Regions from separate parts of the Mus musculus genome. Here region 1 is linked to region 2. The links are chromatin loops, found by intact Hi-C in ENCODE. Cell type or tissue: left cerebral cortex. All regions are shown on one strand.

What was found. Peaks named below come from ENCODE experiments on the same cell type or tissue, not always from the same donor. Only the 100,000 strongest peaks of a DNase experiment are listed, where the experiment ranks them.
Region 1: a loop joins it to region 2, with 3 times the contacts of the local background. A loop is called at or near these places in 3 of 42 quality-filtered maps.

The regions. Positions count from the first base shown.
Region 1 is chr6:39,589,445-39,597,444 of GRCm38, forward strand. Ndufb2 (NADH:ubiquinone oxidoreductase subunit B2) reads left to right here and starts at 3,121. Exons shown (of 4, transcript NM_001358797.1): 1 at 3,121-3,268; 2 at 7,007-7,151. The coding sequence starts at 3,171. In left cerebral cortex, no CTCF peak of the experiment used is centred here; DNase peaks (open chromatin) are centred at 3,149, 3,339 and 7,006; H3K4me3 peaks cover 1,864 bases; H3K27ac peaks cover 1,503 bases.
Region 2 is chr6:40,388,865-40,396,864 of GRCm38, forward strand. Agk (acylglycerol kinase) reads left to right here. Exons shown (of 16, transcript NM_023538.2): 14 at 3,789-3,859; 15 at 5,750-5,834; 16 at 6,861-7,898. The coding sequence ends at 6,998. Among named protein-coding and RNA genes, the nearest start is that of Dennd11, 43 kb to the right of the region's middle. In left cerebral cortex, CTCF peaks have their summits at 2,310 (motif pointing left) and 4,590 (motif pointing left); DNase peaks (open chromatin) are centred at 2,290 and 4,550; H3K27ac peaks cover 361 bases.

The sequences.
Region 1 (8,000 bases), 800 kb before region 2:
TCAACTCTGGCTGGCTGGATCAACTCAGCTGTCTGGCTCAAACTCCTCTCCAAGCTGATTTACTCAACCTGGCTTTTCTCTCGGCCTCTGAATTGCATTGCTTTGCCTCAAACTAACTCTAGCAATCGTTCCTAATCTTCTGGTTCCTTCTCATTCTCTTGCTCGTTCTGTCTTTACCTGTATTTAGCTTGTTCTCTCTTTAATCTGTCTCTGTAAAAGTCTCCCAGTAAACTGCCTCTTCCCTCTCTGTGCTGCTCTACTCTCTCAACTCTCCTGTATTCCTGCACTGCCTCTCCCTTCAGTAGCTCCCCTTCCCTCTCTCTTGTGAGAGTTGGTCATCCTCTATTCTGTCAAATCTTTCTGTGATTCATCACTTTGTCTGCCACTCAATTAGACATCACTTTTTTTTTCTTTTTTTTTTTTTTTTTTGGTTTTTCAAGACAGGGTTTCTCTGTATAGACCTGGCTGTCCTGGAACTCACTTTGTAGACCAGGCTGGCCTCGAACTCAGAAATCTGCCTGCCTCCCGAGTGCTGGGACTAAAGGCGTGTGCCACCATGCCCGGCTAGACATCACTTTCAAACATGGGTGCTTCCTTCTACAAGCTAACTTTACCTTCATTGTTTGGGATTAAAAGCGAGTACTAAGGGTGTGTCTATATTCCAACCAGAAGGATTAAATGTGTGTCCTAAGGGCTGATCCACACCACAACTAGAAATAGGTTCAAATATCCTGTAACAACCCAGGTTATTAGGTATGCATGGCCAACCTGTTTACACATGGAACATCTCACGGGTCCTTTATGGCCTCTTAGAAATATAAGCTGTGTTTGTTCTGTGGTCTTGCCTGGAGCTAGACAGCTATGTAGTTTGAGACGTGAGCTTTCCATTCACGATCTGTCTCTCTTAGTGGTTTGTACGAGTTGTTAAAAAGAGTGGTGGACAGTAGCTCAGAGAAAACCATGCCATTGACTATAAACTGGAAAGTCAACTTCCATCCATAGAATTCTACAGGTTCAGGTTTAACCCAAGGCTTGTATTTAGCAGACACAGTTTGCCAGTCAAAAGTCAGTATTTGGGAGCCAAAAGTTGGTGGGATGGAGTCAGGTTTAGAAAATGGAGGGGCTATTGTCTTTAAAAGCTTTGAGGAGCTAAAGAAAAAGATTCCTATTTAGTAAAGCCAGTGAAGTAGCTTAGCAGGTTCCAAGAATAGAGGTGTGTTCGGCCACACCTTCTGGTCTGAGTTCATGGGACCTGCATGACAAAGGAGAACCAATTCCTGCAGATTTCCTCTGACTGCGTGGATGCAGTGGCAACACACACACACACACACACACACAAATAAAATAATGGAAGCCTGGATCTCAGATGGCAGAAGAAGAGAATAATCTCTTGATTGACTGTGCTCTGATCACCACATTTATGCCATGGTACATGTGAGCCCACACATAACAACACTCAAGGTCTCCCTTGGGTTTGACTCCTAGGACAGGTTTCCTGTTACATAAAAGGGCAAAGAGGCCCACATATGGGCACAGAAGGCAAATTATCAGTCATATTTGATGCTTCCAAGTCACTAAATTCAAGTCTGGCCTTGATGAGTACTTGACTCTTGAATATGAAACATCATAGCAAATTTCTAATATGTGATGTTGGTACACTAATGTTATAACCTAAAACTGCATGTTCTTCAAATCAACCAACCCAAACCATAATGTACCAGGGAAGACCTTGTTGGAATCAATATTCTTGGTATCACACACACCCCTACCCACTAGATCATAGCGAAAGTAATCCTGCAAAGCAACATATTATTATTATTATTATTAATTTTTCTTTTGGTAAAATGTGCCATAACTTACAGTGGCCTTGCAAGCACACTAGGGCGGGAAGTTCAGTTGTTATTCTAATACAGGTGATGACTGTGTCTCATCCTATTGGTAGAGTGCGACCTCAGACTCTGCCATGGTTGGATAGTTCCTAATAGATGCAAAGGAAGGAGGGAAGGAAGGGGTCCATAGCTCTTGTCGTCAGAATGGAAGGCCTTTGTGTAAACAGGTTTTCCAGATGATTAAAATACTTGAATAATTTTACAAGGTGGAGATTATTAGAGTATTGACTGTTGGTGTGCTAGCTACTGTTTATAGAAAAAAGTCCGTTTCTCACAACCTCTTGGGGTTAGGAGTAGTCTTAGGTTTGGAGTCTATCCAGATTTCAACAGAGGCAATACTGAGAGAAAAAAGCAGGCCGAGGAAGGCGGACTATTTTAATAGCCAGTGGAGCCTTTGTTTCTTGAAGGAAATCTGAAGTGAGTGAAAAAATTAGTTTTTCTGGAAAGATGACAGTAGGCTATCCTATAGACCTAGTAACTCGGAACAGATATGTATGTCTTGTTTTATGAGGATGAGCTTGAAAATTCATATTCCCTCCCCACTAATGGCCGGAGACTGAGCGCATCTGCGCGTCTACGTGCATCTATTTGTGTTACAGCTCCCACTGCGAGTACATTTCTACGGCTGAAGTCAGGTCTCGATTTGTTGCCATCTTGGTGTTGCATCTTAACTGGACTGCCCTCATGTCCTTATTTTTCTGCTTGCTTATTACATTAATAACAAGAGGAAATGCCAAAAAACCTCGAATTGGCTAAGGCTCGAGGCGTTAGGAACTTTCCCCCATGTTCCTGGCCGACTTATTCCGAGTGTGCCGGGTTGGGTTCCTCAGGTGATTCCCGTGCCACCAGTCCAGGTTCTGAAATTTAACACCCTGGCTGATTAGTCATTCAGAACAATGCTGAAACAACGATGCTATAAAATAAACATTGCGATGTTATAAAATAAACATTGCGTGGTTCAGAAAGGGCTTAGGCCTTTAACAAGGGCCCACAGTGGCAAGAACATGCATGAAAGCACCGTCTATATGAGCCAAAGCAGGGAGCAGCAGTAAGGTCAGCCAAGAGCACCTTGCCAGGCTGTGCCACGAGGCAGCCAGGGCTCCTCCTGAAGGACGACCTATCTGCCCGTTAACCTGGAGCCTCTAAGGTCCGCCAATGGCTTGAACTTGTCCCCTGTGGCCTACCATCAGCCCGGGTAGAGACGCAGTGCGACGCAGTGACGTCACGGGCCGGGACTCGGGGAAGTGACGCATCAGGGGTGGGAACTGCAGTCTTGCTAGTATGTCTGCGCTCACCCGTCTGGTACCTTTCGGCCGCGTCGGAGGCCGCCTGCTCCGGGGCTGCCGCGCGCGGGCGGCTGGAGACAGTGGAGTCCGTCAGTGAGTGTCGGGCGGGGGCGAGGGTTCGGCCGGCTTGAACAGGCAGCGCTGCCATCCGGACGCTGTCACCTTGAAGCAGTCGCCCGGGAGGGTGCGTGAAACTCCGCTGCCGCCCGAGGCATGCTGGGTCTTGTAGTTTTGCCTGGACCGAGACTGGCCTTTTAGTCGGCTTGGTGGGCTAGAGGTGAAGGGATGGCGCAGGGTTGCGGGAGAGAGGCGTTAACTAAGACCCGAGTGATAAGAATCCAGTCCCGCACAGTCTCCCGGACTGAGCCTTCCAAGCAGCTGGCTAGTGGAGGTCCCGAGCGCATGGAGACGGGTGGAGATGGGCTCAGAGACAAGACGGGTCCAGGCAGGGCAGACACGGAGACCTTGAGTCAGTAAGGTAGTATAGTCTGTTCTTTTCACCATTAGGTACATTTTTACGATTAAAATTTGGCACTTTTTTTGAGCCTCACTGTGTAGCCTCGACTGACCTGGAACTCATTAGTGATCCTCCTGTCTCTGCTTTCGGAGTGCTGGGATTAAAGGCGTGCGCCCCCAAGTCAGTGTTTAGATTTGGCACTTTAAATCCTAGATTGGATGCTGTGTCTTACTCATTTTGCCTTCTCTCCACCCGAGATTTGTAATACTTATAGCTTTATTTTGTTGTATTGATCTGTCTCTCAGTCTCTGTCTGTCTCTGTCTCTCTGTCTCTGTCTCTCTCTCGCTCGCATATAACCTGGCAGGTTTTGTCCACCGAGATTTCTTTTAAGATCTTCATACCGTTTTGGGGATGCTTCCCGTCCAGTTTCACTACTTAGCTTGGATTTCCCTTACCTCCAACGGGGGAAGAAGGGTTCCACTATTCATCTAAGTTCCCAGCCCTTGGTTTGGGTTTTTGGGCCACAAAAGGTCCAACCCAGCAATAGTTCAGGTGGAAACTTACCTGAAGTTTGGCTTCTGGTAACTAAGTTTCAGTTTCCTTCTCGTTGATTTATTATTACTTTTCGCCCTTTCATTATGGGGCTACAGCTTGATTCAGGAGTCTAATGATAGACCACTTGTCTTGGGTCTCTGAGTCGTCAGAGTGGGATCCCTGTGAATGCCAGCTTCAGTACTGGCTTCCCAGGCATTTGTGCTCAGTTACTGATACTTTTTTTTTTTTTTTTAAGATTTATTTATTTATTATATGAAAGTACATTGTAGCTGTCTTCAGACACTTCAGAAGAGGGAGTCAGATCTCGTGTACGGATGGTTGTGAGCCACCATGTGGTTGCTGGGATTTGAACTCTGGACCTTCGGAAGAGCAGTCGGGTGCTCTTACCCACTGAGCCATCTCACCAGCCCCCCAGTTACTGATACTTGAAAAAGGACCTTTTATTTATTTCATTTTAGCATCATGTTTATTTTAATTGGGAGACCCCTCAGGGTATCTAGATTGCCACAGTGCACTTAGTCTGGCTGAAGCATGACACACAAGTGTTTATTGAGATTTTGCCTTCCTCCTTTCCTCCCCCCACCCCTTTTGGGGACAGGGTTTCTCTGTGTACCCCTGACTACCCTGGAGCTCACTTTGTAGATCAGGCTGTCTTCAAACTCGCAGAGATCTGCCTGCCTCTGCTTCCAGAGTCCTGGGATTAAAGGTGTGTGCCACTATGGTCTGGCTGCACAGGTAGATCTTGGGTAATAACTGTTAAATACAGTTGGCAAACAAGGGAATTACAGAAGCGGCTCTGCTATGTTCTTTAAGTTGTGAAGCAATGACAGCTGACAGAATGGCTAAAAGGAACAGGTGAACATGCTGTGGGGAGGCCTTGTCAGAGGACCAGGAGTTTGAGGCCAGCCTGGCCTACACAGGGAGATCCTGTCTATAAAGGACTAGAGCATGGTGATGGCATTCCTTTAATCTCAGCGTGCAGGAGGCAGAGGCAGAAGGATGATGAGTCCCTGGCCAACTTGGGCTAAATAGTGAATTCAAGGACAGCCTGGGCCACATGGCGAGGTTGCCTCGTTAAAAATCACCTCTCACACCATCGATAACTAAGATCTCATTCAGAGCCTTCCAACTGGACATGCTATCAGCTGGGCAAACACTTACACAAAAATAGATCTTTATCACCAAGACAACTTTAGCTGGTTGGAATTTCAACGGAGGGTTATGGTTTGTGTCTGTGTGTGTATATGTGTGTGTGTCACTTGGGACCAAACCCCTGTTAGGCAAGTACTATATCATCGTGCTATACCCCAAGCACAAGAGTTAGGTCTTTAGTTAATAAAATGGAAAATAAAAACAAAATTATTTAATGTTATTCGCTTGTAGGCAACATTCTTGGGCTTTGTCATCAAAATGCTTATGATCACATTTGTAAAACTGTAAGTCAGCATCTGTCACATAAAGGTGTCTTATAAAGTTCAGACAACAGCCATAAAGTCCAGCGCGGTGCACGTGGTGAATACTGAAGAGCTAGCTAGCGATCTTTCAGAATGGGAGGGAATAATAGAAACAGTCCCAGCTGGTCAACAACCACCAGGGCTGAAGAGCTGGTTCAGTGGGTAAGAACGGGGGTGGGGTGGGGGGGCGGGGCGGGCAGAACTTGAGTTTGGATGCCAGCACCCAGAGGGAGAGCCAGGAGTTGCCATCTGCATATAACCCCAGTGCTGCAGGACACTGTCAAGAAGATCCTATCTCAAGGGGATGTAGTCCAGAGTGACTGAGCGAGACTCACTCTTCTGCTAGGACAAAAAGATAGGCAGAGGTTGGGGAAGAACCATAGGAAAATTGCTACTTAAAAATTCTACAGGAACTTTTAGTGCATTTTTTGCTATGCTGGACTGAAAATATGTAGAACATATTTTATATAGGCACACTCAAGATTTTTATATCTGGTTCATATGCATCAGCATATGGTTTGCTGCTGAATAGGTGATAGAAATACCTACATTAAGTATAAATTACCTCATTTACATTAGAGTCAACTTACACTTACCACAGTCCCAGTTGAAAGTGTAGCCCTTATGGAGTGTATGCCCCAGCTTGCCAACAAATGCCTGCATGACACCTAGCTGATTTTAGTCAGGCTTATTGTTGCAGCTTCTTTGCTTTTTTTTCAGAGGAATAAGAATTTTAAAAAAGATTTTCTCATTAACTTTCCTATATGATAGTCTTTAAAATTTCTTTTTTCTTCCACCTCCTGGGCTAAGGTCGAGCAGCCCAGGCTGACCTTGAACTCTGTGTAGCTGATGCTGAGCTGCCTCCTGCCTTTCCCCTCCAAATGCTGATTGCAGGTCTGTGCTCCAGGGCTTAGCTTCTGTGTGACAGTCTTTGGAGAAAGATTACACTAGGGCACAGGATCTATATTCTCTCAAGTACATAGAGAAAGTACATAGAACAAAAATAACTTTGATTTTCTTTTTCGGGGAGGGTAAGTTAATTACCTACTACTTCAGGCTCACAGTCCCTTATACAAAACTGTTGGGGTGGCACCCCATAACCATCACTAATATTCCTGGTGCAAAATGGTGACTATCTACGAAATGAAACCATACATTGGCCTCTGGTCAATTCAGCTACTTTTCCTGCTCCCCAAGTTTAAAGCAAGCTAAATGACAAGCCATTGTGTAAAGGAAGTGGGAGCCTGCCAATCTGTATTTTATGATGAGATGTGCTAGCTTCAGTTTTAAGGATGCTACAGAAAGCTGAGCTGATTTCTCTGAGTGGAGTAAGAAGCCGTTTCCCGGATTGCTTTGTCTTCCAGCGCTGGCGGTGGTGTACATATTCAGCCCCGGTACAGGGAGTTTCCCCAGCTTACCCGGTCCCAGGTGATCCAGGGTGAGTTCTTAAGCTCACTCATGTGGTTCTGGATTCTTTGGCGATTTTGGCATGACTCGGATGCTGTGCTGGTAAGTACAGGAGAACAGTTCTAGTCCCAATTTGAGAGCAGGAGAGGGGAGATGCATAGATAGCTTAGCTTGTGTTTGGAGATTTTTTTTTTTTTTCTGTCCAGATATATTCCTTTACCACCATATTGTCATATTACCTAGTGAGACTTGTCACTTTTGGACCTGTTTATATGTTGATGTACATTGTGGGGATCCGTGATTTGTGGTGTCCATTAGGTAGCCATGTGAGGAGGGGGGGATTAAAAGTAATTCTAGGATTGGTGTGCTACACTTATCTTCATTTGTGGGTCAAAACTTTTTTGGGGTAATACGTAGCCCAGGTTGTGCTCACTTTCCATATAGGTAGGTAGGACTGTCCCTTAACTCCCTGCCTTCTAAGCACTAGGCAGGCACCACCACAGCCAGCATTAAGTTCTTTTAAAATGCTTAACATCCAGAGGCCCAGAGCAACTAGATTTGGGTGTACTAGATAAAAGATAATCCGTCTTGAGAAAGGGAGTTATTGGTCACTTTCTGTTATTCTATTGCTTGTCACATTTATATAGACTCGTGTTTTCTAGGAAATTACATCCTTAAGACATTGAAATCTTTTGTTTTTTTCTTTGAGACAGGGTTTCTTTGTGTAGCCCTGGCTGTCCTGGAACTCACTTTGTAGACCAGGCTGGCCTCGAACTCAGAAATCTGCCTACCTCTGCCTGCCGACTGCTGGGATTAAAGTCGAGTGCCGCCACTGCCTGGCCAAGACATTGAGGTTGGTTGCTGGGCAATGAGTCTCCTGGGGTCCAATCCCCAGCACTAAAAGAAGCCAAAAAAGATGAAATTTCAAAATTGAAGTTTATGAATCTAGGA
Region 2 (8,000 bases):
TGTGACACTGCTTCTTATCTCTAGTCAGTTCTCTTTCCTTCACCACTCTGCCAGAGCAGATACAGTAAAATAGTCACATACTGTAGCTGTCATGTAATAGTTAAATATTTACTTATCATTAAAATAATATCTCCATAATAAGAAAACAGCTTTAGGATTGTGGAATTTCAGAAATTTAATGTCTCTTAAATAAGCATGTTTATTCTTTAGTAGCACAGTATATTAAATAGATTGAGTAAATAACTATTAATGCTTTAGTTTAAAGTAATATATAATCTTTATATTTACTAATGTGGCAAGATGCTCATCATATATTGCTGAGTGATTTTAAATGATTTTCATGAGATAGTTACTTCCATTGTTATTTTTAAAAAACTTGCCACCTATAATTGAGTTTTGTGAATAGCACAGGTAAAGGCTCCAATTTTATTTACTTATTCGAGTAGCCAATTAATCAGATCAGTTTATTGACTCTTTCCCCTAGAGATGGACAGATCATTGTGTGCTAGAAACTGAACTCAGCTCCTCGAGAGCAGCAACAAACACTCCTGAGCCGTCCCATCAGCCCCATGCTTTCTATAAATACTTGAGGGTGTTTATTAGGTTCCTCATAGAAGTTTTATACGGTTGCACTGTACACATACAACTTGAGGAAAAATGGCATTTCTATAGTATTGACCCTGTGGCATATCAACGTGATGTATCCCTTCCTTTACTGAGGGCTTCAATATCTCTCAAGGTGTTTTATGATTTTCTCTCTAGTATTTGTCTATTGCTAGGTATACTCATGGTTATCTTACTTTTGATACTATTATCAGTATAATCTCTTAAAACTTCATTTCTCTGACTGAAGAGACAGACATGTAATTGTGTGTGTTTGTGTGTGTGTGTGTGTATGTGTGTGTGTTGATGCTGAATCCGCATCTTAGTTAAATTCTTATTAATTATGTTTGCCTGTGAGTTATTTTAGGTTTGTTATAGGTTTTGCTATTATCAACAGCAAAAAGTGCCAGCCAGGAGTAATGCTAATGGGGGCCATTGCTTTGTTTTTAAATTTGATAGATTTTGGGGATACATTTTATTAGATGAGGAAGTTTCTCATAAGAAAAACTTTGCTAGGTTTGCCAAGAGTTTATTAACTAAATATCTTAGACATTAAATTCTATCAAGTATCTTTTCATCATCCATTAAGGCAATAGGATTCTCACTGAATCTGCCAATATGAGCTGGTCTTTGAATGCATGTGAGACTATTGGCCAAGATATAGAGCAAGCAATTACTTTACCTTCATATCTTAAACACTGAACAAAATCTGTGAAGTTACTATGGGCAAGAAATAAGTAGTATATGACAGTGGTCCCAGAGAGAAGGCACTCAGATAAGGTTGGCCTTGTTCCTGTCCTAGCTTCCTGCTTGAGAGGCCACAGCATAGACATGGACTTACCAGGAGTCCATGGTCTCTTCTGGGAAGGCATCTTTGAGAATTCAGGGGCATCTGGGCAATAAGAATTCAGAGCAAAATAAAAGAAAACTGCCTCGGAGTGAGCCAGGAATTGACAAGATCCACGGAGATCGGTTGGCTTTGTCTGTATCTTCACTGATATGTGTATGTGAGAAACTATCTGAGTTGAAGAAAGAACTCCTCCCAAGAAACAGGCTCAGTCCTGGGAAATTTACTCACATCACAGGACCAAACGTGTGTTCCCACAAGATAAAGGCGAAAATTGTTGTCAGGCCTGGGGTGTTGATACTTTAAAAAGCATTTTCTCCATATGGACAAAATTAGTCTGATTCCAGGCTTATATTTCCTCTACCAAAATCTGGAGGCTAATCCACAGACTCGACATTTCCAGGTAACCTAGCCGTGCCTCTAAACAAAGCTGAGGAAAGCTGTCAGCAGAGGATAACCATAGACCCAACTGGCCAGCTGCCTTCAAGCTAGGATGTTATTTTAATAAGTTAGAATCACACAGAATTCAATTTTCTGTGGACTTTAGTGGAACACAAACATGCTACCATATTATAGCACCCAGCAGAATCTAATGGCCATCAGAGAAACTTCACATAATTCTCTCTGGTTCTTAAAAGAAAATACATGTTGATGTCCATTCTCACTGGAGCATGGCTTTGCTGCCCACTGCAAGTTTAAACATGCCCGTTTCCTTTCCCTTATCTCCTGGGCATTAGAACTAGTCACTAGTTAGTTTTCAGCCTCTTCCTCACCTCTTCCAATGCCATCCTGGCATCTACTGAGCCTTCACTGCTCCTTCTCATTTCTCTGTAATGTCTTGTCCTGGCTCACTGCCTCCCTCTGCAGTTAGACCTGTCTCAATTCTTAGCACAGCAGGCAGTGACCCTATTACAAACAAGCCAGAACATTTCCCTCCTTAGAGCCTTCCACTGCCTCTCCATTTCACTCAACCTAAAAGACACCTTCCTTAAAGTGGTCTCCAGAGCCCTACCCATACAGATGCACTCTTCCCCACTATAGTCATCCATTTTTCTTTCCCCTACCACTCAGTCTGTACATTTCAGGGACAACCCTACCTAAAGTTCCCTTTGTATGTTTGGCTTGTCCCTAGAAATAGTGTTTTTTAAAGTATGATCTTTAGATTGGCAACATCAGATTACCAGGAAATGGTTTGAAATAAAAATTCTTAGCTTTACAACAGTCCTACTGAGCTAACTCTGAGAATGATAGCAGGTACTGTTTTTTAAATTAACTTTTAATCAACAAATACAGACAGAATCCTGATGTTAATCAACCCTCCAGGGATACCTGTTAAACAGTGAAAACTGCTTCCCCTGATAAGTGTGTTCCTTCCTTTCTGACCTCCTGGGCTTCTTTTGATCAGTCACCTTCTCACCTGGTCTCTCTTTAAAATATTAGTCATTGGGGCTGCAGAGATGGCTGCATAGCATACGAGCATTCTTACTCTTCCAGAGGACCCAGGTCTTCACCCAGAAGCTCACAGCCATCTAACTCTGACCTCCATGGATACCTGTGCTGCATGGACATACATGCAGGCAAAACATACTTCGCATAAAGTAAATAGAAATAAATCCTTTTTAAAAATTGTACTACCACCAGTGCAATCTCAGACTCCTTGTCTGTTTATGACACTTTGTAATATAGTCTGATGTACTTCTAGTATACCCGGTTTCTGTACATTCAGTAATATACTGCTTCATTTTTCTGTGCATTCCCTTCAGTGAAATGTAAGTTCTTTGTGGGCAAAATTCCTTCTGTGTTAACCCAAATATTCTGAGGGCTGATGAAATGTGGCTGACTCTTAGTAGGTAGTTGGATGAAATGTGAAATGTAGATTCTGAGCGGTCATTATGTCAGAACAATGTGTTTTGTAATTCCTAGTTGAGAGATACAGCTGTGCTTTAGTGGTACCTTTGAAACTCAGGCAGTGGCTCACAGAGGCTTGTGTATGCTCTCCTGGGCCTACAAGTTGTGAACTTCCCCAAGAAGGCCATACAGAAGTGTTGGGATTGCTTAACTGAAGGCTAGGCTGGTGCTGCTTGCTAATGACTAGCAGGAAACTGAGGAGGGGGACAGGATTCATGACTCTTTTCATAGCACTTTCTTCTGCATCAGGCTTTCAGAGCTTTGTATGGATAGAACCATCAAGTTTTGCAACCGTTATTGGGAAATAAGTAGGTTGCTATTGTCTGCTCCAGTTGCATTTAGAACATTTTAGAGAACCCAGACACCTGTGGGCGACAGCTTCATTAGCCCAATTTCCAAGTCTTAACATTCCCATTCTTAATCTTTCTAGAGCAAAGAGGATTTTATGAACATTTGCATTGAACCTGACACTGTCAGCAAAGGAGATTTCATAATCATAGGGTAAGTGCCTGGTCTGTAGGAAATGGGGCTTCATCAAGGAACTGGTGTCCTCAAACCTTTCTATCCAGAGTGTGCTGTCTGTCTAAGATGGAGACCTGCCAACGGCCTTGTCTGTCTGGGAATTCTGGCCTTCTTTTTTAGAATGGAGCTGGCATGTGTACTTTTGCCCTCTCTGCTCATTTTGGGAAGAACAGAACGTTAACAGTCTGCCTTTCCATTGAAATGAAAGAATTCGGTGTTTCAGGCCGTGCTAAGGACTATCTATAGTCTCAGGGAGCTTGATTGCCTCCTCACTGGCTCTGGAACTCTAAGGCAGTTGACTTGTCTGAGTCCTTTCTCATCTGTAAAATGGAAGGTTATCATCATGTCTACTACCTGAGGACTACTTGTCAGTCTCAAGGAGGCTTTTGACATTGAGTAGCACTTCCCGGCGACTTTTACTGCGCATGCTATTCACCTTGTTTTCCCATTCCCAGAACATCAAGGACAAACTTGAAAGGACACTGAATATCTACTTGGACATTTCCTAGGCTTCCCCTTTTCTAATACAGTAGACTCTTCCAAGTCCTGCCTGATTTGTTAACTCCTGCCTTGGCTGGAATTTCATTGGCTGAGTATTCTGTAAACTCTCCAGACATCCTCAAAGTATCTAAGGAGCTGTATGTTCGTTCCCATGCCAACCCGTAATCTGCTCAGCCTCCTTTGCTTTGTCCTGGTGCTCCCTCTTGTGCCCAATTTAGGGATTGGACATTGCTCCTGCAGCAACTGTGTCTCCATGGCTGCATCATTATCTATTCCAGCATTGGCTGCAGCACACTTTTCATTAGTCTGTGTTGTTCTCGCCTTTGATACAAATTCTTCAGATACTGAATGGTCCCTTCTGCAGCCTTTGATTACTCTCGCTGTATGGGAAAAGGAAGAAGGAAAAAAAGCCTGTCCCTTCCACAGTGTGCATAAATCGCACAGTATCTTAAGTGCGTCTAGCTAATGGGAGCAGCCATATTCAAATCTCCTTTATAAAACTGACACCCAAACCAAAAAAACCCACTGTATCAATTAATTAAATGGTATTATGTTCAGCATTCTTTAAGCAAGTTTCCCTTTGGTCCTTAAGAGAAGTAAATTTGTGCAATGCATGCATCCACTAAATATCTCAATGAAACCTGATGAAGCTGGTTCTGAAACTCTGATGACAAATTCATACATGAAAAAATTGCTACTTCAAAATAACAAAAGATTTTTTTTTGAGACAAAGTCTCTTATAGCCCATGCTTGCCTTTAACTCCCCAAGTAGCTCAGGCTGGATTTAAACTTCTCCCTCTATCCTTTTCTCTCTTTTTGTATTTACCATAATTAACTAAATGGAGTACATGTGTGTTGAGGTCTCGCATGTTTGTGTCTGATTGCTTTACTCCAAGGCTACTTAGCAAAGGTAAGTGTGCTAAGGAGGCTGTTATCTATGGAGAGTGATGAGAAAATAGCTAAGACTATTTATAAGGGTAAAAGCATTATCTACCCTAAAGCAGAATAAATTGCCCTTCATAAAGGATCACAAGGACCAAGGAACAGAACTTTGATGCTTTCCTCAAATGACTGAATTACATCTTAATTTTTACATTTGAGATGCACAACTAGATAGATAGATGTAGAACCATTTTAAAATTAAGAAAATTGAGAGAAACTTCATGGCAGCTTTATGCAGTTCTCACTCCACAGCAAGTCAGTCAGTCTCGTAGAATGTACCCCAACACTGGTTAGAATCCCAGGGAGACTTGTTCACTGAGCCCTGGTCTCCGCACTCTGCCTTTCTTGCCCTCATCGGTGGGCTTTTCTGAGGTCTATTGCAGTTGCCATCAAAGATTCCAACCTTGCTTTTTCTTATACTAATAGAAGTAAGAAGGTGAGAGACCCTGGCCTGCGTGCAGCTGGCACCGAGTGCCTCCAAGCCAGCCACTGTACTCTGGTTCTTCCTGAGGTAAGATGGACCACAAGCTGTTTTGAGTTGATTTGTCTTTTTCTCCATTTTCTTCCTCTTTCCATATTAACGCCTACCATTTAGGTCCCTTCTGTTTAACAACTCGTTATCAGGTCTGAGTTAAAGGAGACCAGAAAAGAAAGGCAAACGCTTCCATGCTACTGATTTGGAGCAGGCCTCTGAGGCTTAGCGTCTCTAGGCCAAGGTTCTCCCTCGAAGTGATCCTTAGGTCCCTAACCTTTGCTTCTTCATGCCAGGAATGCAGAAGATGTTTATGATAGTATTATCTGAAGAATCTTCCATTTGGTGGGTATCGGGTTTTATCTTTCCTGTAAAGTATGCTATAGAGTACCATTCTTAGAATAACAACTTTTGTAAATAGGAATAAAGAAGTGGCGGTACTTGAATTGAAGGTAACTTGACTGCTGCGGCCCCAGGTCAGATTTACTCAGGCCTCTAAAGAGTTATGGCCATGCTGTTGCTGTACTGCATTGAAACTGTAGGCAAATGCAAGGTGTTGACATGTGTGGCCAACATAATTTCATGGAGCAAATGCTGAATTGAATGAGCTATGGCAGGACTGCACAGGGTCTAATGATACTAGTGTTGGCACATCCAAGTCTGAAGACCCTGAGTCTCAGGGAATAATGAAAATGAATCAGTGGACACAAAGTACCTCTCAGGAGTATCAGCTGCTTTTGCTAAGGAGACTTATTGTCTCTGGCCCTATAATCAATTTATTTTTTCCATAGTGGATATCCTGATTATGTTCTTTGACAATTTCATGTATCTATAATATGTAAATGCTCTTGCCTTCTGATAAATGTTTTAAAATTCTAATATTATTCAAGCTCCAAAGTGTTTCTTGAGATAGAAGGTTTCAAAGGAAAACCCCTCTCTGTGGACTAGAGAGTTGATGCTTCCAGAACCAGTCAGGACTGAGAGGTTTTTGTTAGGCTGAGTCCTCTGCAGACGCTTCCTCATCCAGTAAGGTCCCAGTTGTGCTCAGTACTCGCCTCTCTCTAGGGAACTGAGGGCTCCTTCAGCATTGACAGCGAGGAGTACGAAGCCATGCCGGTGGAGGTCAAACTACTGCCCAGAAAGCTGCGGTTCTTCTGTGATCCGAGGAAGAGAGAGCAAATGCTGCCGAGCACATCCCAGTGAGCGACAGCGTGGCGGGCACTCCCAGGCTGCACTGCAAGCCACCAGTGGGACCACATGGGGGATGTGTGTGCTTCTGTCCCCAGAGGGTCACAGGATCCCAAGGGAATTTTCATGGCAAGTACCCCCAGCCCTCCTGTTTGCTTCCTAGAGCACATACCATGTCATGCACTTGTTTGTGGTCAGTACCCTGTTAACCCTCGCTTTCCTTATGTTGAGGTAGTTGATCCCTCTTACACAGTGGTTGTCTCAGGCTGGGTCTAGAACGTTCTTGTACTCCCTGAGTTGGGAAGGGCTGGAGTTTTGTGATTGTCCCACAGTGGAGAGTGGAATCTGTAGACCAAGTTCCTGTTTCGGTTCTCTGACCGTCCTGGGGCACCCCGGGGAGGCAGCTGCTGTCTCCGGGAGCCTCGCCCTCTTTCTGGGCTCTCTCATGGGTGCTGCTCCTTTGTGAGCTCTCTGCTTTGGTTGGTTGGTCTCATCCGGAAAGCAAATGTGAGGTTGTTCCCTCTTTAGCCATGGCAGACGTATTGTAAAATGCTATTTTAAAACAAACTAGTGCTTCCTCATTGTTAGTTTGCATGTGTACAACTGAGGCGCATGTTGAAAACTAACTGACCTGGGACCTACCCCCAGGTTGACTTTGTAACTCAACCTGGCAGGAAGCTAGGGTTCTTCATTTTTAAAAAACTGCTTCCCCAGGTGAATCAACCATACCGGGAGAAAGTGTTTTAAATCTACTTCATAAACTTAAATGTATTATATATATATATTTTTTAAAATCACATATTTGTGTTGACATCTATTGTTTCCATGGGAAGTTAAACACTTGTCAGTGTACTTACTAGTATTGTGTAAATATTGTTTAAAAATAAAAACTGTTTGATCATTCTTTTAAACATATCCAGTGTAATCTAAATGCACCCCTTATTTATAAAAATTAACTAGTAAACTAGAGTTTTACTATTTGAAATTTTTAAATTATTTTTTTTCTCCCTTGGGTAT